Regions from separate parts of the Homo sapiens genome. Here regions 1, 2 and 3 are each linked to region 4. The links are chromatin contacts, found by Hi-C or POLR2A ChIA-PET in ENCODE. All regions are on one chromosome and are shown on one strand. Each heading gives the region's core, a stretch centred on a gene start or an enhancer-like site at or near the end of the contact. The rest is flanking DNA. Distances are from core to core; before and after follow the strand shown. Region 1 holds the start of LINC00921 (long intergenic non-protein coding RNA 921). Region 2 holds the start of ZNF213 (zinc finger protein 213). Region 3 holds the start of ZNF263 (zinc finger protein 263). Region 4 holds the start of CREBBP (CREB binding lysine acetyltransferase).

Region 1 (5,111 bases), core at 1,043-3,542, 620 kb before region 4:
ATACACAATGTATCAGGGAGTGATAAGTTGGGGGAAAAAACAGCAGAATAATAGGGTTAGTGAGTGCAGGGGATTGGTTTCATATTTTTTTATTTTTATTTATTTATTTAGAGACAGAGTCTCACTCTGTCACCCAGGCTGGAGTGCAGTGGTGCTATCTTGGCTCACTGCAACTTCTGCCTCCCGGGTTCAAGCAATTCTCCTGCCTCAGCCTCCCAAGTAGTTGGGATTACAGGCTCACACCACCATGCCAGGCTAATTTTTGTATTTTTAGTAAAGACGGGGTTTCACCATGTTGGCCAGGCCAGTCTCAAACAACTGACCTCAAGTGATCCAACCGCCTTGGCCTCCCAAAGTGCTGTGATTACAGGCATGAGCCACCGTGCCCCCTGGTTTCATATTTTAATAGGGCACTTGAAGAAGGCTTTTGTGCTTGAACAGAGACCCAAAGGAAGAGGAGTAAGCCAGGTATTCATTTTGAGGATGAGCAGTCTTTGCCTATTTACAGAGTGCAAAAGGGGTAACTTTGTGCTTAGTGTTTGAGGAAGAGTGGTGGCTGGAGCAGAGGCACGGAGGAGGAGTGGATGGAGGGGTTAGAGAGGGAGCTGGAGTCCCCTATCAAGTAGCAGGGCTCCCAGGACACAGCAAGGACTTGGCTCTTACTCTGAGATGAGGGGACACTGGAAAGTTTGAGCAGAGCAGTGACATAATTGGAGTTACGCTTTAAAAGAAACATTCTGGGCCGGGCGCGGTGGCTCACACATATAATCCAGCACTTTGGGAAGCCAAGGAAGGTGGATCACCTGAGGTCAGAAGTTCGAGATAAGCCTGGCCAACATGGTGAAAGCCCGTCTCTACTGAAAATACAAAAATTTGCTGAGTGTGGTGGTGATGTGCGCGTAGTCCCAGCTACTCTGGAGGCTGAGGTGAATCACCTGAACCTGGGAGGCGGAGGTTGCAGTGACCTGTGATCGCACCACTGTACTCTGGCCTGGGTGAAAGAGTGAGACTGTTTCAAAAAAAGAAAGAAAAGAAAAGAGAACACTCTGGCTTCCATAAGAGACAAGAGATGAGAAAGGTGGAAACAGAGAGGAGAAAGCAATCTATTGTCACAATGCAGGAAAGCGACTGCAGGGCCCTGAACCACTGTGGAGGCAGAAGGGTCAGATTCTGGGTGATTCTGAAAGCAGGGCTGACATGATAAGGGTAGACTGGATACTGGCGGGTGTGAAGATGCATCTAAGATACCTGTTTCTGGCCAGATTTTACAAAGGGCCCTTGTTGCTACCTTAAGGAGTTAGTGTTGAATCCTGCAGCAGCTAAGAGCTTCTGCAGGATCTCCCTCTCAACTTGGACCAACCCACCTGCCGATCCCAGCCCAGATCAATGAGATCTGCTGCCCAGTCCCCTACGCAGATAACACTAATTGTAACTGATCTTTCTGAGGGCACCTCCTGAGCAGCTTGGAAACGGAGGGAGAGGAGAGGAAGCCAGCTTCCCAAAGTGGGGTGTGGCAGGTGGCCTTAACCCTGCTGAAGGGCTGCAGTCATGGGGCTCTGAATAGATCCCCACACCACTCACCAATGAGCTTCATTTGGAAGGCGGTAACGTTAAACAAGAGGGTTTGTAAAAAATAAAGGCCTACACACATAATTTTTTCTGATTATTAAATCTAGGTGGAGAGTACGTGAGTATTCATGTTACTCTCTCAACTTTCTTGTGCTTAAAAATCTTAAAATAAAAACTTTAATACGCTCTGTCCTACCAATATTTATAGGAACCTGACTAGCAGCCAGGCTTTGGACACGCAATCCCCGGCCACCAAAGGGCTGACAGGCTAGTGAAAGGGGCAGAAAAATAACAAAACTGTGTCTGGAAGGCAGCTACTCCCTTTTTTTGTTTGTTTGTTTTTTGAGACGCAGTCTCACTCTGTCGCCCATGCTGGAGTGCAGTGGCGCGATCTTAGCTCACTACATGTGCCTCCGGGGTTCAAGCGATTCTCCTGCCTCAGCCTCCTGAGTAGCTGGGACTACAGGCGCGCGCCACCACGCCCGGCTAATTTTTGTATTTTTTAGTAGAGACAGGGTTTCACCATATTGGTCAGGCTGGTCTCGAACTCCTGACCTCGCGATCCGACCGCCTCGGCCTCCCAAAGTGGTGGGATTACAGGCGTGAGCCACCGCGCCCGGCCCTTTGTTTTCTTACCAACTAAGCAGCAGCACTGACACTGTTTCCTTTGAGGTTCCGTTTGCTGAATCCTGCCCTCTAAGGTGCTCCGCCCTTCCACTCCCCGCCCCGTGCTGCTGTCATTCCCACGCCTCACCCTGTTTTGCAACTTCTTGTTTATGAGCCTGGAAGCCACGAAGTGGTGGGAAATACGAGATTCAAATATCTGGTGGCCGTGTGACGTGAGTAAATTACTCGATTTTTCTCAGTTTCCATTTCCTATCAAATGGGTTGTTCTGGGAATTCGGGGAAGTAACAGTGCCGGGAACCGCGGGAGGAACCGCCAGCTGCGTCCTCGGACGTCCCCAAAGCCCAGGGCGGCGACTGGCACGACTGTCAGGGGCGCGTCTGTTAAGAGGACAGGGGGTCCCGCCCCGGCACAGCCGTCTCCTCCAGGACCCCTCCCGCCGACGCCCCACGGACCCCACGCCCGAGCGGAGACCGGCGCGAGTCCGGGGTCTCCGGTCCGGCAGCCCCTCCCTGGCCCGGCGCCCCAAAGGGAAGCGGCCTGGGGGAGGAGACGTGTGGAAAGAGCGGCAGAAGATAAAGAGGAAGTAGCGGTAGAGAATAAAAAGGAACTGTCCGCAGTGTGCCCGGACGCGGGGAGGCGCTGGGGTCAAGCGAGACCCGACCTGCACGCAATTCCCGCCGGGGTCCCGGCCTGCCTGCGGGAGGGAAAGGACCCAGGGCGGCTTCTGCCAAAAGTGCGGCTTCTGCCGAAAGTGCGTCTTCTGCCGAGGGGCCCACATAAGGCGCGACAGACACTCCAGCCCGACCCCGACGCCCCGCCCTCACGCATGCACATGCGCGGAACACTCCCAGAAACACATCTCCCAGAGCGCCCCGGGAGCACGCGAGCCAATTGGAGGGCGGATTAGCGGGGGCCCACGTCTCCCAGAGGTCTCCGAGTCGCGGCTCTGTTGGTCTGATTGGCAGCCGCAACAGCCTATAGCTGCTTTTCGCCGGAGGGGCCACGCGCCGTTTGCCGGGACTGAGCCGCTGTTGTCGCTGGTATCCCGGGAGCAGCGCCGGCAAGTGGAGTCGTCGTATTCCGGGCGGCCCGCGGCCCACGGGGATGGGACGTCCCGGGGCTGTGCTGACCCCAAAACCCTTCCACACTTTATTAGCCTGTCGCCCTTCTTTCATGTTTACAGCAAATATTTTCCGAGTGCCTAATGTGTCCCACTTACTGTGCCACGTGCGAGGGTGCACGTGTCAGGCAAGATCGCTGTTCCAAGGAGGCTGAGAACAAGTAAATGGTAATTACCAGTTATGACCAAAGCTGTGAAAGGAACAGATACATCAGCCTAACAGCAGCACTGCCGTTTTCTCCCTTATAATCAGCAGAGGCGGGCTAGAGCAAGGATTCTCAAACTCTGCCCCCTCAGAACCCTAGAGTACGGTTGCTGAAACTTCTGTTTTTTCCTTTTGAACAAATCTAGTAACATGCTGTGAGCCAGAGAGGTAATGGTTTGGCTCAAAGAAGGCACATGCATCTGGTTTCTTTCTTCTTTTTTGAGACGGAGTCTCGCTCTGTCGTCCAGGCTGGAGTGCAGTGGCGCCATCTCCGCTCACTGCAAGCTCCGCCTCGCGAGTTCACGCCAGTCTCCTGCCTCAGCCTTCCGAGTAGCTGGGATTACAGGCGCCCGCCACCACGCCCGGCTAATTTTCACGCCCGGCTAATTTTTTGTATTTTTAGTAGAGACGGGGTTTCACCATGTTAGCCAGGATGGTCTCGCTCTCCTGACCTCGTGATCCGCCCGCTTCGGCCTCCCAAAGTGCTGGGATTACAGGCGTGAGCCACCGCGCCCGGCCCAGGTTTCTTATTTCAGGAGCTTCATAGGCATAGACCTCCCTCCTTCCCTCCTACCCCCTCCCCCCTCTCCCAACTAATGCCAGACCGGCCACTACTTTTTAACTGTTTTACATATTTAACCTTCAAGAAAGATTTCCTTTGATCCAAGTGTATTGCAGCCCACAAAAAAGCTTGGAAACCCAGCTAGATGGTCTGTTTTTCTAGTTCCTACATTGGATTTAAGTCCTACCCATCGAGACTACTGTCTTCAGGTAAGCATATCGAGGCTGTATTCACCTTCATGGTGTTCTCAGGGGCACTTTCTTACACAAATGATGGTAATCATCCTAGATCATTTCCCTGCCTGCCACACTTGCCAGTTAGTTAGAAACTGTAAACCCCTTAAATGTCTGTCACCAGGGCACTGGCTGAATAGCTGAGTAAGTTTTGGTGAATCCATTCCTTGGACTACACTGCATCCACTGAAAACAGTGCGGTGAATTTCTGTGTGCTAATGTGCAAAGATGGTTTATGTATTATTCAGTGGAAAAAGCACATTTGCACTACAGTGCAGATAGCATGATCCCATGTTTGTAAATAAGAGAAAAAAATGTTAAAATTTAAGTATCTGGAGGGAAATGCAAGAAATAAATATGACTACCTTTCAAGAGTAGAATTGGGGGTAGAAGTTGGCCTTTTCCCTCTATGTCATCTATACGTTTTATTTTTTTATTTTATTATTATTTTTTTGAGACGGAGTCTCACGCTGCTGCCCAGGCTGGAGTGCAGTGGCATGATCTGGGCTTACTGCGACCTCCGCCTCCCGGGTTCAAGCAATTTTCTGTCTCAGCCTCCTGAGTAGCTGGGATTACAAGCGCACGCCACCACGCCCGGCTAATTTTTGTATTTTTAGTTAGAGATGGGGTTTCACCATGTTGGTCAGGCTGGTCTCGAACTTCTGACCTTGTGTTCTGCCCGCCTCAGCCTCCCAAAGTGCTCAGATTACAGGCGTGAACCAGTATGCCCGGCGTTCAATGAGCATTTTTAAAGTTTTATGACTCATGAAACATAGTCCACAAATATATGCTCA
Region 2 (5,508 bases), core at 725-3,224, 750 kb before region 4:
AGCCATGAAATTGCACTACCGCACCAAAAAAAAAAAAAAAAAATTTAATTACTGTGGACCTTATGGGGACGCTACATCAAGCTGTTTCCCAATTGAATTGGAATGCCACAACAACGGCTGAACACTGTAAATGTCCAAATCTGGAGGAACAGAGGAAGGTAAACATTTGATTCTCAAGTGGAAGTTCAAAGCATTACATTCTTTCTGGAGGACAGTTTGGAAACATGTACACAAAGTAATCTGGCAATTCCATTTCTAGTTTTTCTCAGGGAAATGTTCAAGCAAATGAATAAAGGTGTACGTAGAAGCATATCTGCAAATACAGAAAGATGGAAAAAATCTAAATGTCCAAGGGTGGGGGACTTAAAATATGAAAATTCCGCCAGGCACGGTGGCTCACGTCTGTAATCTCAGCACTTTGGGAGGCCGAGGCGGGCAGATCACCTGAGGTCAGGAGTTCGAGACCAGCCTGACCAACACGGAGAAACCCCGTCTCTACTAAAAATACAAAATTAGCCGGGCGTGGTGACACATGCCTGTAATCCTAGCTACTCGGGAGGCTGAGGCAGAAGAATCGCTTGAATCCAGGAGGCGGAGGTTGCAGTGAGCCAAGATCGCGCCACTGCAGTCCAGCCTGGGTGACAGAGCGAGACTCTGTCTCAAAAAAAAAAAAAAAATATATATATATATATATATATATATATACACACATATATAATATATATTCACAGGCATATAACTGTCTGAACAGTAAAACTGTAAGAACACACTAAAACATGAATAGTACTTATTCCTGGATGGTCGTATTAGAAATGTTTTTTACCTTCATTCATTAAACAAATATTTACTAAGCATCTACCATGTGCCAGGCACAATTCTAGGTGCTTGTCATAGGGCATTAAAAAGTGTCTGCCCTCATGAACACTTATCGTTGAGTCGTGGGAAACACGTATATGTCAGGTAGTGATAAACATTAGGGAGAAAAGTTAACGCCGAGCACAGGTTGTTTACAGAGCTGGGGAAGGCCTCCTTGAGGGGGTGACATATGAGCAGAATGAGGGAGCAAGCCTTGTGGCTATCACGAGAAAGCTATCTTTATGGTTTTCCAATTAATTTTCTAAATTTTCTCTTCCAAGCATGCAACACCTACATAATTAAGACAAAACAAACCAAAAAAACTCTTTCCATTTATGAAAGAGATCTGGAGCCTGAAATCATCTCCGGGTCGAGGCGTGGAGAGAGTGGGAGAGGATCCGAGGGTATGGAAAGGACCCCGAGCCCCCCTGCTCTAGATCCCTCCGGGCCGTGGGACCCCTGACGCCCAGCAGCAACTCGTGGACAAAGCAGCTGGTGAGAGAACGCGGGACTCCGGCCAGGTCAGTGTCCCGCTTGCCGCGTCCTGCTAAGGCGACCCGAAGACAGAGGATCGCCGCAGGAGGCTCCGCGCCCCTTACCCGAGGGCACTTCCCAGCAAGCTCGACGCCTCTCCAGGGAATTGGGAGGAGCGGGACCCAAGAGGCTAGAAAAGAGTCTCCCCGGCCCGAGCTCCACGGCCCGCGGCCTTTCGGCCCTCACCTACTAGTTGGCAAAGAAAGACCGTGGCAGAAGGAAGAGGCCGCTCCAGCGCATCCCTTCGGGCGGAGCAGAAGCTCCACTTGTGGCTAGGCCATGTGCCCTCTCCGTTCCTCGGGCCAGCCTTGGCTTCCCCTTTTTGTCGCTCAAGGGCCAGGGTCGCAAGGAAATGTGAAAAAAAAGCGGAGACAAAAGAGAACGAGGTAAATCTAGATGCAGAGCCTCGCCTTTCCTCCCGGGTGCAGGTGTATGACGCGTATGGAGTTTCTGTCTTCTAATAGGCAGCCTGAGAATTCTTCCTGTTCATTGGCCATCGGTCATGGAGAAGGCGGGCTCAGTGGACGAACGGCTTTCTGGGAGCTGGGGAATGCTTGCGTAGCGTAGTTTCCCAGCGAGCCCCGCGAGGACTTCCGGCGCCGGGAGCTCGCGGCGGAAGTGGGATCTCCTGGGCCGTAGTGGGCGTTGTGTGTTTCGGGGGCGGGGGCGGGGGCGGGGGCCGGGGCGGGGACGGGGCCTCTGGCCGCCTGGCTCCAACATCAAGCACCGGGCTCCGAGTGGCCGGGATCAGCGCCCCGAGGCAGAGGCCGGAGGGCGCGCGCACTGCTAGGAAGTGCTGGTCCCCCGCGCCGCTCTGCCAGCTTGGTCCCCCGGCAGACGCCCCTGTACGATCGCCGCTCGCCCCGCGGGCGAGGCTGCGGTGGACAGCGCGGGGCTCCGGCTGGCTCGCCTTCCCGCCTGCCGTGTCCTGCTGAGCGACCCTGGTGAGTCCTGGCCCTCTTCGAGGAAAGTCTTCTTCGAAGTCACCAGAGGATGAGAATGGTGCGCGCACCTTTCAGGGGTCTTGTGAGGAGCAGAATAAATAAAGTGCTTAGGATGGACTAAAGAATTGGAAACAACCCGAATGCATCACTCGAGTATTGATTAAGAAACTAGAGCATATCCATACCGCGGAAGCTCATAGTGCCGCTAATGTCTGTGCAGTAAGGTCTCATTTATGTAGAAACACATCAAGCACCTTTTCTCCCCGCTATGGATGACTTTTTTAGTAAAAGCACAGGAAAAGGTCTGGGACGTCATTTGTCAGACTGTTAAGTCGGGGGGTACAATGGTATTGAGGAAGGGAGAGTTTTACAGATTTCTATATTGTTTGAATCTTCCCTTTTTTATTAAGATGGTTTGTATTTTTTTCATTTTCTTTTTACTTTTCTTTTCTTTCTTTTTTTTTTTTTTTTGAGATGGTCTCACTCTGTTGCCCAGGCTGGAGTACAGTGGTGCGATCATAGCTCATTGCAACCTCAAACTCCTGGACTCAAGCAATCTTTCCTCCTCAGCCTCCCCAGTAGCTGGGACTACAGGAGCCCCACCTGGCTTTTTTTGTTTTTTGGTACAGATGGCGTCTCACATTGTCTTCCCAAAGGGGTCTTGAACCCCTGGCCTCAAGCAATCATCCTGTGTCTGTCTCCCAAAATGCTGGGATTACAGGCATAAGCCACCAAGCCCGGCCAGTTTGTATTTTTATTGTTGAAACAAAAAATCGATTACTGAAAATTGCATAATACACTTTTCAGTAGAGAGTAACAATGTAAGGTATAAATGTGTCATACATTTATATGTACCTGTGGATAAATGGCTTTGGATGGTGTCTGTAAGCCCTTCTGTGACACCTCAGGGCCAGATGTGTTTTGGAATTCAGAGGTTTTCAAATTTGAGAAAGATAATATAGTGCACAGACGATATATCAAGCACATCTCCAGAGGGATCTGGGGCAACACTAAATAATGAAACATATCAGTTAAAATTTTTTAATTAGGCCGGGCGCAGTGGCTCACGCCTGTAATCCCAGCACTTTAGGAGGCCGAGGCGGGTGGATCACAAGGTCAGGAGTTTGAGACCATCCTGGCCAACATGGTGAAACCTCGTCTCTACTAAAAATACAAAAAATTAGCTGGACGTGGTAGCTGGTGCCTGTAGTCCCAGCTACTTGGGAGGCTGAAGCAGGAGAATCGCTTGAACCTGGCAGGCAGAGGTTGCAGTGAACTGAGATTGCGCCACTGCACTCCAGCCTGGGCGACAGAGTGAGACTCTCTCTCAGTAAAAAAAAAAAAAAAAGATATTTAATTGATGTATAATGTGCAATACAGAAAAACACACGAGTGGGTATAGCTCAATGAAATTTTATAAACTGAAGATATATGTTATTAATATTTCCACCATAATTTTGAACATTTACATTTAGTGGAATAAATTGAGATTATAAATATGCTTATATCAGGTCAGGTGGTGCTGCCAAATGAATGACATTGGGTTTTGCTGTCAAAGAGTTATGAAACACCCGGGTTTTGGATTTCTGGCTTTGGGATGAGAGCTTGTGGGCCTGTGTTAATAGGAGAGACAGTCACATGAGCAAGGCATTACAGTAAAGCCTAGAAAAGGCTTCAGGGCCATGAAAGGATGGGGACTGGATGGCTCTTCAGCCTGGGGTTTGCTCGTGTATTCCACATCCTTCCTCCTCAGTCCTGCCATTTTGCTCTTTCCCCAGGAGTACACATCCAGATGCCAGCCCAGCTACCACAGGGGATCCCTCTGGGAGACTGAAAGTACAGGTTCTGGGGCCCAGGTTGAAGCCGACCAACCCTGAGCCTCAGGCCAGGGGAATGGCAGCCCCCTTGGAGGCCCAGGACCAGGCCCCTGGGGAGGGAGAAGGGCTTCTGATTGTGAAAGTGGAAGATTCCTCCTGGGAACAGGAATCTGCCCAGCATGAGGATGGCAGGGATTCCGAAGCCTGCCGCCAGCGCTTCCGGCAATTCTGCTACGGGGATGTGCATGGGCCTCATGAGGCCTTCAGCCAGCTCTGGGAGCTCTGCTGCCGCTGGCTGCGGCCCGAGCTGCGTACCAAGGAGCAGATCCTGGAGCTGCTGGTGCTGGAGCAGTTCCTGACAGTGCTGCCAGGGGAGATCCAGGGCTGGGTGCGTGAGCAGCACCCGGGAAGCGGTGAGGAGGCTGTCGCCTTGGTGGAGGACCTACAGAAGCAGCCAGTGAAAGCCTGGCGACAGGTGAGGGGCCCTTCCACATCCAGGGGCACCTGGATGGTATCTGAGCTCGAGAGAAGTGGGTAACCTGCAGAGATAAGTCTCCCAGAGGCTCACAGGGTAGGGGAGACACAGAGCCCCCAGGAGCAGGCACACAAGCACAGTGTGCCATGGGTGCCTTTCTGAAAGATGCGATCCAAAGTAAATGTGATTTATTTTTTGTGGCTTTGGAAGGCAGCAATAGGGCTGAAGTGCGAATGTTCCAGACAGGAGGTTTTAGCTCCATGCAGGGTCTGCTGATGTTTATTTGCATTTTGCTCTAGGCCTGGCTCTGGGGACACAAGGGTGTGCATAGAGCCAGCTCCAGAGTGGGGCGAGAAGGTGGAGCTGTCCGGGGCCTCTGCTACCTTGTGGGATGTTGGGTCCTTCACATTGGATGCATCTGGGGAGGTTCTAATGAGTGGCTGGGGGATGGGGTTCTGCCTTTGGCAGGAGGGTCCCCAGCTACCCCCTTGCTAAGTGGCTGTGATTCTGGCCTTTCAGGGCTGGTTCTTGCCTCGTGAATGATCGGGGAGCATCCTTGGGCACACAGCATTACCTGGTATCACATTCTCCTCCGGACTTTTCCTGGGGCACCATATTGGTCTCCTTCCCACACCCCAGCATCCTGAGGGTCATGTCCTGTGTCTCCTTCCCAGGGAGTAAACTCTGTCTCCCCCGGTCTGGTCTCGGGCTGATGAGCATGTTGTGGTTCCTGCACAGGATGTGCCCTCGGAGGAGGCGGAACCCGAGGCTGCAGGCCGGGGATCCCAGGCCACGGGGCCTCCCCCGACGGTGGGGGCACGGAGGCGGCCGTCTGTTCCCCAGGAGCAGCACAGCCATAGCGGTGAGTAAGCCTCCGTTCTTG
Region 3 (5,614 bases), core at 1,629-4,128, 600 kb before region 4:
CGGGTGTGGTGCGTGGTGCCTATAATCCCAGCTACTCGGGAGGCTGAGGCATGAGAATCGCTTGAACCTGGGAGGCGGAGGTTGCAGTGAGCTGAGATCCCACCACTGCACTCCAGCCGGGGCGATAGAGCGAGACTCCATCTCGAAAAAACAACAAAAAACCCCTACAAATCTGCTGGCCTGTTAACACCACTCCTAGTCTAATACCAGCTAGTCTGTTTTCCACATACTGGCAGATCACAAAGAATTGGAGGAGGACTACTACCACCACTGATTTTGAATAACCCTGAAAGTTCATCTTTTTTTAAAAAATTAAATTATTATTGCTATTTTTTGAGATGCAGTCTTGCTGTCGCCCAGGCTGGAGTGCAGTGGCACAATCTCAGTTCACTGCAACCTCTGCCTCCCAGGTTCAAGTGATTCTCCTGCCTTAGCCTCCCCAGTAGCTGGAAATACGGGCGTGCGCCACCATGCCCGGCTAATTTTTTTGTATTTTTAGTAGAGACGAGGTTTCACCGTGTTAACCAGGAGATGATCTCGATCTCCTGACCTCGTGATCCGCCTATCTTGGCTTCCCAAAGTGCTGGGATTACAGGCGTGAGCCAGCGCACCTAGCCTAAATTCATCTACTTTTAAGTACCTATAAATAGCATAAAATCAAAAGGACCTTAGATAGAAAATGATTAATCCCTCATTCTCCCTATCTCAAGGTATGTGTAGTTCTGCAAACATTCCCATGCCACAGATTCTGCAATAATAATCTGAGTGGCTTTTCTTTTTTGAGATAAGGCACACATTCAGGAACTTGCTGTGCATGCGTAACAGCTACTATTTATCGGATTCATACTATGTGCCAGGTACTGTTCTAAGCATCCTGTGTAGCTCCGCTCATTTCATCCTAACCCAGTGATATGAGGTGAGGTGCGTATAGTAGTCCCTCAAAACAAATGAGGAAACTGAAGTTTGGGGTTTAGTGAGATTACATAAGTTGCCTGAGATTACATAGTAAATGTCAGAGAAAAGTGGTTTTGAGGCTAGAGTCTTCTGCAATTGGTTATGAGTCTAGAATCTATGTCTCTTGAAATAGGAATGTCCAATGATCGTGCCATTGCACTTCAGCCTGGGCGACAGAGCAAGACCCTATCTCAAAAACAAAAGAACAGGAATGCCTAAAACCACCAGAATGGTCCTAGGGAGCAAACAAGGCTTTCCAAACTGGACCTTGAGTGCTATGGGGTCGCTGGCTCTGCATCTGCCACGACAGCCTGTGGATCTGTCATCTTCCCTGGAATAAAATTTTTAAAAAAGGCCAGGCGTGGTGGCTCACGCCTGTAATCCCAGCACAGTGGGAGGCTAAGGCGGGCAGATCACTCGAGGTGAGGAATTTGAGACCAGCCTGGCCAACATGGTGAAACCCCGTCTCTACTAAAAATACAAAAATTAGCCGGGCGTGGTGGTGGGCGCTTGTAATCCCGGCTACTCAGGAGGCTGAGGCAGGAGAATCGCTTGAACCCGGGAGGGGGAGGTTTCAGTGAGCCGAGACTGCGCCATTGCACTCCAGCCTGGGCAACAAGAGCGAAACTCCGTCTCGGAAAAAAAAAAAAAAGAAAAAAACTAAAATATCAGTACTCTTTTCACTTAGTCATCACAAACCCCTTTAATCCCATATTACCCTCTACTATCATGGTAGCCTCACCTTTGACGACAGACTAGCTGTGTGACCCAAGTAAATGACTTCAGTGCCACCACCTGTAGGAAGGGGCTGCTAATAGCATCTGCTTCATACTAACGTGTTTTCAGGATCGATCTGCATATAAACGCTCAATACACGGTAACTGATTGTCACATTCTATCCCAGGACGCTTCCATTTGCGGATCTCATGGCCCGGAGGACCTGGGCCGCCTCACAACTGGGCAGCCCCGCTCACCGACACAAAGCCCACAACCGCGCCCAATAGGGAATCGGCCCTGCGGCCCTCCTGCCACTCGCCCCCAACTATCACAGTCCACGGCGGAGCTGGAGGCAGATCCCGCCCTTGCAGGGCTGGGTAAGAGACTGAAACTTGGAGAATGAACTGCAGGCGCTGCACATCTCGGGCAGATTTAAAATTCGGTCTAAAATCGGAAGCAGGTGCCGCGAACCCAGACCCGAGCGCTCCTCTGGGACGTCCAGCCGCAGAAGCGAGCCCAAAGCCCAGCAGGGTTCTCCGCGGGACTCGGGGTTTCAGAACCGCCGGGCTCTTGGGCGCTCGCCCAGGGCGCACGCGCAGTCGCGAGGCCGCGCCGCGGACTGCATCTCCCAGCAGGCCCCGCGCAGCAGGCCACGCGGCGCCACTGACTGGGCGGGCGGCTAGCTCCCTGGCCTCCCCGACATGCCGAGGAGCCCCTGGCTTCCGGAGCCGACGAGGCCGCAGGGGCCAATGGGACCATCTTCAGCCAGCCCAGAGTAGCCGAAGCGGGTGGGGCCTGGCTTGGGAAAGGATTCATCCGGGGAAGCTGATTAACAATTCAGATTTCCGGGTCTCACCCCGACACTGACGCACTGGAGAGCGCGTGGCCCTGGGATCTGCGTTTTCCCAAGCGCTCCGGAGTAATTCTAACCCAGGTTGCCCGCCAGTCACAACGACCTCAGGCTTGTTTTCTTCGCTTGGATCCAGCTGCCCTGCCCCCAGTCACTCCCAGAATTTCAGGGCGCGCCCCGTGGCCCCGCCTCTCGTCTCCAATTGGTCCCTCGCTCATCCAGTCCCCGTAGGCCAATCTTCCCTTCTCATTGGTAGGCGGTGAGTGTGTGGAGAAACCTGACCTAATGGGCGCTGGAGTTCGCAAAACGTGACCCGGAAATTGGTCACGAGCAGGCGCCGTGGGCTTGTGGACGCCTAACTTGCGCGCTGAGATTTCCGGCGTGGGAGCAGAGGTCTGAGTCTTGCGTGGGTCCTCTATATAGGGTGAGAAGCGTGGCGCTCGGTTCCTGCCTCGGGGAAGTCCTGGCGCAGATGGGCCACGGGGCCGGCGTGGCGGCGCCTGGGACCGACTGAGGCCTAGGCGCCGGAGCCGGCCGCGCCTGGGCTGGAGCGGGGCTCCTCGGCCTGGACTGGGAGCCCCCGGCCCCGGGCTCCTGCTGGCGCCGTCCAACCTTACATGGGTTCAGGGCGCCTTCGTAGGCGGGCACGGCTGGTTTCGGGCTAAGGCGCTCTGGAGACCTGACGATGGCGTCGGGCCCGGGCTCCCAGGAACGGGAAGGGCTCCTGATAGTGAAGCTGGAGGAGGACTGCGCCTGGAGCCAGGAGCTGCCCCCACCTGACCCAGGACCGAGCCCCGAGGCCTCCCACTTGCGCTTCAGACGGTTCCGCTTCCAAGAGGCAGCTGGTCCCCGGGAAGCCCTCAGCCGGCTCCAAGAGCTTTGCCATGGGTGGCTTCGGCCTGAGATGCGCACGAAGGAGCAGATCTTGGAGCTGCTGGTGTTAGAGCAGTTCCTGACCATCCTGCCCCAGGAGATCCAGAGCAGGGTGCAGGAGCTGCATCCGGAGAGCGGCGAAGAAGCGGTGACCCTTGTGGAGGATATGCAGAGAGAGCTTGGGAGACTGAGACAACAGGTGAGAGAGAGAGAGAGCTGTTTTATCTGTGGTTTGTTTAGCCCTGAGCACTGGGACATTGCGCCCCCGGTCGAATTCAAGTAAATTGCCCTGAGTAGACCTTACGTGGGGAAGAGGACTTGTGATTTAACCTGGAACACTCATCCTCCAGATTTTCCCCCAAATGAACGAAAGCAGTGAAGAGTGCCCTGTTTCCACGCGGAGGCGGTGTCCCTGCAACAGTTAGTGTTAGCCATGGAGTTAGATCGCCAGCGTTCAAATCCTCAATCTGCTAGTACTAGCTTTGTTACTTTGGCAAGTTACTTGATCTCTTTCGGCCTGTTTTCCTATTCGTAAAATGAGGATATTAACATACTTTCTAGGGCTTAGAGGGAGAGCAGCATGTAAAGTTGTGAACACTACTAGCTTATGAGTGCTTAGTACTTGTTACCTGTTGTTATGTTAGGGTCCACGGTCTGGTCTTCTCTGCAAAGCTGGGCCTCCGTTAATTGTGAACTTTGAAAGATAATTTGGCACCGAGGCCCTGAGGTCATTGGTCCCCAGGGCTACCCCAATTTAGCCTATCCTATAGTGAGGAATAGAAGCACCTAGAAAAGGTGGGGAGAGCAAAAGGGAGTGAGGTGTATCTTAAGAGCTGTGTGGGGAAGGTGTGCTCTGGGAGTGGGCCCTTTCCCTAACCCCTCCCCCTGCACATGGGATCAAAAAAGCCTTTAGTGTAAACCATTTTTCTGTTACCTGGGCCCAAAGGGATCGCCTGAGGTTCTCTGTTGAAGGTTTGCTCTCAGTATCCTATACTAATTTCCCTTCCTCTTGGGCCCTGTTGTGATGATGAGTGATGTGGGTTGGTTCCCAGGTCACAAACCATGGGCGGGGAACAGAAGTGCTTTTGGAGGAGCCTTTGCCTCTGGAAACAGCACGAGAGTCACCGAGCTTCAAGCTGGAGCCAATGGAGACTGAGCGAAGCCCTGGCCCCAGGCTGCAGGAGCTGCTAGGCCCCAGCCCCCAAAGGGACCCCCAGGCTGTAAAGGAGAGGGGTGAGGCACAGTTATCTGGGCAGGTGGGAGGGAGGAGGGGCTTGGGGGTTGCCCCCGACACTAGCTGGATGTAGCAATGATGCGAAGGAGAAGGAATTTCTGAAGATCAGGTTCTCACCTGTGGAATGAAAGACCTGCAGTTGGTGGTGTGGGTTCTCCTGGGGCTGGGGGAAGGGAAGGGAGTCTCAGTAGAGCCCTTTTTTATGCAGAACAGAGGCGATTTAGAACCACTTGAATGACGCAGGGTTTGGAGTGCTACTCTTGGTACTCCTTCCCTCTCACCCTGTCATTTTGGATATCAGCTGATTAGGCCTCTGTGCAGTTTAGCGTCATTCCCAAAAGCAGAGGCTGGGTGTTGGGGAATGGATACTGTGTTTTAATAATCCTTGGGTTGCCAAGAGTTAGGAATGCCATTCTCATTATAATTTCTGTCACCTTCAGCATTATCTGCTCCCTGGCTTTCTCTTTTTCCTCCTGAAGGGAACATGGAAGACAAGGAGATGACTGGGCCCCAGGTGATGTGGAAGTTTCCATTGTCTCCCCCCAGCACCCTTCCTCCCCTGAGTGTTGGGGGTGGGGGTTCTCCATGTGGAAGGTCCTTTGTCCCTTACCACAGCGTCTCCCCCACTGCTTTGTCTATTTCACACCTCACTTGGAGGCCTGATACCCTTCTTCCCCCCTGACATGTGCTTGGCATCCCTGGATTTTGCCCCTTTAACCCATGACTCTGCTTGAATTGTTCTTGGTGCATCAGGGGCTAAAGGAGATCTTGTGCTGTTTCAGTTGCCTGAGAGCTTAGAGGACGTGGCAATGTACATCTCCCAGGAGGAGTGGGGGCATCAGGATCCTAGTAAGAGGGCCCTCTCCAGGGACACGGTGCAGGAGAGTTATGAGAATGTGGACTCACTGGGTAAGGACTTCTTTTCCAGGGATGATGACTGCGCCATTTCTGACCAGGGTCCTGCCCGTTATTCATTCACCTCCTGG
Region 4 (5,482 bases), core at 130-2,629:
CTAACTCGCAAGCTGGCGGCTGCTGTGAGTGTCCTCTGAATGCAGCCTGGTCAATGTGTCGCCAATCCAGAAAACACACTGCCCTACCTTTGGCCGCGATCTTGCTTTCTCTAAGCATCAAAGGTACCCTCCGCTGTCATTCCTCTGGACGGCCACGCGTGTGGACACGGCCGCGGATGGATGCGTAGGACATTACCAAACAAACCCACACGCTGCACTTTACTTCTTCCCTCCTGGAGTGCCACTAGGGTCCCCGCGAGGAGGGCTGATCGGGTGCGGGGAGGCCGAGTGCACCGGGCGTGTGCTGACCAACTCGGGCCCAGTGACAGTCCTGCGACGAACTTCCACCCTCCCGCGCGGGGCGAGGGGAACGGGCTGCGGGGCCTGCTCCGAGCTCCCGGCTCGATCGGTATCCGCGACCACGACCCCCGGACGCTCTCTTTCAGGTGGGGGTGACAGCGCGCCCCGGGCCCCCGCCGCCCCGGACCCCCTCCTCACCTGTGCTGTCATTCGCCGAGAAACCGGGCGAGCTGAGTTTGGCTCTTTTGGGGTTGGGCGGTCCGTCCAGCAAGTTCTCAGCCATTTTCACCTGCTCGCGAAAACAGCCCCGGGCACGGGCGGCCGGGCCGGCGAGGGCCCGGACGGGGGTCGGGGGCCCTGCCGGCTGCGAGGGAGAGGAGCGAGCGCGGGCCGCGAGCGGGCGGGCGGGCGCCGAGGGAGAGGGAGGGCGCAGGCCGGGTGGGGGAGGCGGCGGCCAAATCTCAGCCACAGCAACAGCGCCCCGCAGCGCTCACCGCCCGCCCCCGGCCGCCGCCGCCGCCGCCGGCCGCGGCCCCCTCATCCCCTGCCCGCCTCCCGAGCGCGACACTCCGCGGTGGGGGCGCCCCGGCGGCCCGGCCGCCCCCCCGGGCCCGGCTGGCAGCGACGGCGCCCGGCCGGGCGGCTCAGGCAGTCCCCGAGAACATGGTGCCGCCGCCGCCGCCGCCTCGCTCCCCCCCCGCGCCCCACTTAATGAATTCGCTCGCGGCCCGACGACGAGGGGGCTCCGGGCTCCGCTCCCGGCCCGCGGCCCGCCGCCGCCGCCGCCGTGAGGAAAAACAATGCGCCGAGCGGGGTCGCCGCCGCCGCCGCGGCCCCCCCACCCCCCGTTCCGCCGCCGCCGCCGCCGCTGCCGCCGCCGCCGCCGCCGGGCTCCGGGAGGCCGAGCCGAGAGGCGAGCGGGGCCGCCGGGGCGGGCGCCGAGGGCCGGGCGGAGCGGGCCGGCCGGGCGGAGCGGGGTGCGCGGGCGGTTGTGGGGCCCGGGACCGGCGGGGCCGAGTAGATCGCGCTCGAAGCCCCGGTCGGGTCCGCGACAAGATGGCGGCTGTTGATTCCTCAATTAAAAAAAAAAGAAAGTTTTTTTTCTTCTCTTTCCAGAGCCTGAACGGGGAGGGGGTGGGGGCGGGGCACGCCGGTGCGTCACCCCCCCGCGGCGTCACCACGCACGGCCCCCGCCCCGCCCCCTCCACCTGCGCCGGCCGTGGCGGAAAGAGCCGAGCGTGCTCGGGCCGAAGGGCTGAAGGCGCGGCCGCCAAGCGTAGGGAAGCTGGCGGCCCGGCGCGGGCCAGGCCTGCGGGGCGCCTGGGCTCCGGGCTGAGCCACAGCTTTTGTTCTGATGGCGACCAGGCGTAGAGGGCCGGGGCTCCGGGCCCCAGCGGGCTCCGGGAGCGGCGGCCTGGCCGCGGGCTGGGCTCTCGGGCGCGGATTCGACGCCAGCCCGGGCCCGCCCGTCCCGCTGGGGCGGCGCTGCGTGTTCCCAGCTCCTCGCGTCCCCTTCCCCAGACCCTCCTAGGTGGCGTCGGTCGGGAACGGTCGGGGCGACCCCAGCCCAGGCCGCGCCACTAGCCTTCGCCGCCGGCCAGGGAAGTGGAATGGCCTCTGCAGGTTACAGACCGCCCTTGGGTCCTGCCGACGAGGTGGGCGGATGGGGAAACTGAGGCGGGGGGCGAGCAACTGCTCCAAAGTGGTCGAGGCAGGAAGTGGCAGGGCCGGGATTCGGGTCCCGCCCTACCTCGTGACACTAGGGAGTGAGGGGGCCTCACGCCTGTTCGCATCCCAAGGCGGCAGGGCAGACACCCTCACCTGTGAGAGCGGGGTGGCGAGGGCCGGCCTGGGCGGAGAAGGGCCCGCGCATCGGGGCTTAAGCCTGGACGCTCAGGCCGCACTCCCCGCCCCAGGCAACTTGCCTGGCGCCTCGCAGGTGCCCCAGACAGGGGTGCGGGCCTGGGGAGTCCCCCACGCGAGACCACAGCCCGCGGGACACTTCTACGAATACCCGAGGTGTTCCCATCCCAGTTAGTTATCTGCCCCTCCAAACTTGCCCGGCTTCCTCATAAAGGTATCAGCAGCTCCACTGTTTCCTAAGCCAGAAACCCGTGAGTCAGCGCGGACTCCTCCCTCTCACCCGCCACGCGCCCCTCTACCCACGGTCTTTACCTGGGAGACTGCTCCTCCCGCACTGTCCCGGTGGCTATGGTGGCAGCTACTCACTTAAGTGTTCTTTGCTCTCCACGTTGCTCCCCACGCAGCACCAGAGTTAACATCCCGAAAAGAGAGGGAGAAAATCTGTTTAAAACAACTCCCTGGCCAGGCGCGGTGGCAGATCACCTGAGGTCAGGAGTTCAAGACCAGCCTGGCCAACATGGTGAAACCCCATCTCTACCAAAAATACAAACATTAGCTGGGCGTGGCGGCGTGCGCCTGTAATCCCAGCTACTCGGGAGGCTGAGATGCGAGAATCACTTGAACTGGGGAGGCCAGTAAGCCGGGATCTCGCCATTGCACTCCATCCTGGGCGACAAGAGTGAAACTCCGTCTCAAAAACAAAACAAAACAAAACAAAATCCCAGACATAGAAAAAGAAAACACTACATAGTCTTTCTTTAAAAAAGAACACGTATGAATTCTCTTAAAAACATAGGTGTATGTACATATGGTGACTGTCCTTGAGTGTCAAGATTGAGTGATCGTTCTGCTTTTCTCTGTTTACCTGTACTGCTCAAAATCTTGGGCCGTGATACCGCTCTTGAATCTGTCTCTTCTACTTTACATGGCTCACTTCACCATCATCATCCTACACCCACTTGGCCAGTAGGCAGTTCACATCATTCAGGCTTTTTTTTTTTTTTTTTCAAATGCTGGTCCCTGTGCTGAGAAGACATGCCTGGCAAATTCTAACTCATCCTCCAGAACCCAGTTCAAATGTCACCTACTCCAGGAAGCCCTCCTAGCCCACTCCTCGGCTCCCATATCACTTCTGGGCTCTGTGAGAGAACACATAACACATCCTGCCCCATCTTCCCCGCCTCCACTGCCCCCGAATTAGTTCATGTTTTTACTTATGCATCAAATAGCTCTTGAGAATCCCAAGGGCATTGAGACTGTGCTAATCCCCTTGGCCAAACATAAAGAGATCCCCATATATTCAAGGAGTTAAAATAGCACACCCTGGAAGCCATAAATGGAAGTATTCAAGAAGTCAGTTTGCACAGGAATGGCAAGAAGTGTATCAGTGGCACAGGGCAGGCCACACCCTGTATCTGAATGCTCTGGGTGTCCGTCTCACCAAGGGTCTGTGAGCTCCTTCGGGGCAAAGATGGTGTCTTAGTCACAGAAACAGTGCTCTGCAAGAAGAAGTAGGTTTGTAAAACTGAATGAGTGATGAGCTGTGTCAGGTGCTCTGAGTCCTAGAGGCCTTCAGGCCACTGAAAAGGGTGGGCCCCAGCCTGAGGTGGCTCCAGGCCACTCTTCAAACGGGACAAGGTGTCCAGCCACCTAGAGGTCTTAGGGCCTGCCTTGGGGCAGTGGAGACACCATGCAGCCCCCCAGGGGTCCATTGGTGAGTGGTTTACACAGAAGTGGGCACAGGAGCTTGAGCCATTCCCTGACAGGTTTCCATTTTACAGAGGAAAGCAAGGGAACTCAGTCGCAAGGACTCAGAAGTAAATAACCCGGACATGGCAAGTCTGGGCCTGGAACCCATGTCCTCACTCTCCAAAGACCCTAGTCTTCCTGTCTCACCATGTTCCACCCTCAAAATATACCGGCTCTGCAGTCCCTTTTTCTGTCTCATTGTTCTCACCTGTATCATTTTGATCAATTCTGGTATTCACTGATACCTGTTTTTTCTTTCCTTTCGATTTCTTCTCCCTTCAGTCTGACTCAAAGAACCCTGAGCTCAGACACTGATGGGGGAATAGCAAGGAGGGAAGCGTGGCTCCTGCCTGCACTCACTTAGCTGGGGATCACCTTCAACAAGTGAGTGCCTTAGGGATACCAGGCCGCTCTGCCATGCCTCCCATGGATAGCACTTCCTACAATCCTGGAAGGAAAAATTGTCCTCATTTCACAGATGAAGAAATAAGGCACAAAGGAGGACAAGCCACCCAGCCACGAAGGGGCTTCACTCCGGTGCACACCTAAGGCTTCCTGCTCTTTCCACAAACCTCACCCTCTCCAGTCTCAGATACCACATTAAAAAACAATCAAAGGACTGGGCATGATGGCTCATGCCTGTAATCCCGGCACTTTAGGAGGCCGAGGTGGAAGGATCTCTAGAGCCCAGGAGTTTGAGACCAGCCTGGGCAACAGTGAGACCCTCATCTCTACAACAAAATGTTAAAAAGTGAACTGGGCGTGGTGGCATGCACCTGTAGTCCCAGCTGCCTGGGAGACCAAGGCAATAGGATCACTGGAGCTCAGGAGGTTGAGGCTGCAGTGAGCTATGATCAAACCACTGCACTCCAGTCTGGGCAACAGTGAGATACTGTCTAAAAAAAAAGAAAAGAAAAGAAAAGAAAGAGAAAGAAATGGAATTGGAATTGTTGGCTGGATGCGGCGGCTCACGCCTGTAATCCTAGCACTTTGGGAGGCTAAGGTGAGTGGATCACTTGAGGTCAGGAGTTCGAGACCAGCCTGGCCAATAAGGTGAAACCCTATCTCTACTAAAAGTACAAATAAATGGCTGGGCATGGTGGGGGGGCACCTGTAATCCCAGCTACTTGGGAGGCTGAGGCAGAATTGCTTGAACCCGGGAGGCGGAGGTTGCAGTGAGCCAAGATCGCACTCCAGCCTGGGCAACAAGAATGAAACTTCGTCTCACAAAAAAAAAAAAAAAAAAAAAAAGAAATGGAATTGTTGCAATTTGATATTGATTGTCCCTTTCTAGGCTTAAATAGATTAAAAGATAGCATCAGGTTTGGACTTTGCCTTCAAGCGATGCAGAACAGCATTGGGGAGAAAAACACAAACAGGACACACATTGAAAAGATAAGCAGAGAATCCAAGTCAGAATAGCACAAAATCATAATAACTGATCCCCCAGGGGTGGGAGTCCCGGGGTTGGGGGGCAGAGGCCTGGGGGAGTAGTCCCAGGAAGGCAGGATTCCAGCCAGTTCCTGGTGGACAGAAGGCAGAATGTGGTCTGGTGGTGTGGAGGGATCCA

The links. Hi-C counts contacts between places; a loop is a spot of excess contacts on that map. ChIA-PET counts read pairs that join two places held with the same protein, here RNA polymerase II (POLR2A). Pooled maps may share reads with other maps.
Region 1: a pooled map shows a loop between it and region 4 (16-fold over the local background). The contact joins the promoter of LINC00921 here to the promoter of CREBBP in region 4. A Hi-C loop is called at or near these places in 1 of 37 single-sample maps with no recorded cell type and 9 of 50 pooled maps.
Region 2: a pooled map shows a loop between it and region 4 (8-fold over the local background). The contact joins the promoter of ZNF213 here to the promoter of CREBBP in region 4. A Hi-C loop is called at or near these places in 6 of 50 pooled maps. POLR2A ChIA-PET finds 5 or more read pairs at or near these places in 2 of 52 experiments (T-cell and WTC11).
Region 3: a loop to region 4 is called in a map of B cell, with 21 times the contacts of the local background. The contact joins the promoter of ZNF263 here to the promoter of CREBBP in region 4. A Hi-C loop is called at or near these places in 1 of 168 maps with a recorded cell type or tissue (B cell), 1 of 37 single-sample maps with no recorded cell type and 10 of 50 pooled maps. POLR2A ChIA-PET finds 5 or more read pairs at or near these places in 1 of 52 experiments (K562).

Annotation. Positions count from the first base shown.
Region 1 is chr16:3,261,476-3,266,586 of GRCh38, forward strand. It overlaps LINC00921 (long intergenic non-protein coding RNA 921), which reads left to right and starts at 2,293. Exons shown (of 2, transcript NR_033904.1): 1 at 2,293-4,293. RefSeq lists enhancers at 2,354-2,513, 2,954-3,053, 3,204-3,273 and a silencer at 2,534-2,713.
Region 2 is chr16:3,133,055-3,138,562 of GRCh38, forward strand. It overlaps ZNF213 (zinc finger protein 213), which reads left to right and starts at 1,975. Exons shown (of 6, transcript NM_004220.3): 1 at 1,975-2,333; 2 at 4,112-4,625; 3 at 5,364-5,487. The coding sequence starts at 4,227. It overlaps ZNF213-AS1 (ZNF213 antisense RNA 1), which reads right to left and starts at 1,828. Exons shown (of 6, transcript NR_110900.1): 1 at 1,576-1,828. RefSeq lists enhancers at 1,556-1,725, 1,736-1,925, 5,410-5,508 and a silencer at 2,036-2,265.
Region 3 is chr16:3,280,613-3,286,226 of GRCh38, forward strand. It overlaps ZNF263 (zinc finger protein 263), which reads left to right and starts at 2,879. Exons shown (of 6, transcript NM_005741.5): 1 at 2,879-3,593; 2 at 4,447-4,627; 3 at 5,069-5,142; 4 at 5,411-5,537. The coding sequence starts at 3,207. RefSeq lists enhancers at 1,852-2,357, 2,468-2,657, 3,368-3,871 and a silencer at 3,028-3,187.
Region 4 is chr16:3,879,334-3,884,815 of GRCh38, forward strand. CREBBP (CREB binding lysine acetyltransferase) reads right to left here and starts at 1,380. Exons shown (of 31, transcript NM_004380.3): 1 at 499-1,380. The coding sequence starts at 583. RefSeq lists silencers at 369-418, 499-548, 589-898, 1,236-1,285, 1,306-1,855 and an enhancer at 1,059-1,635.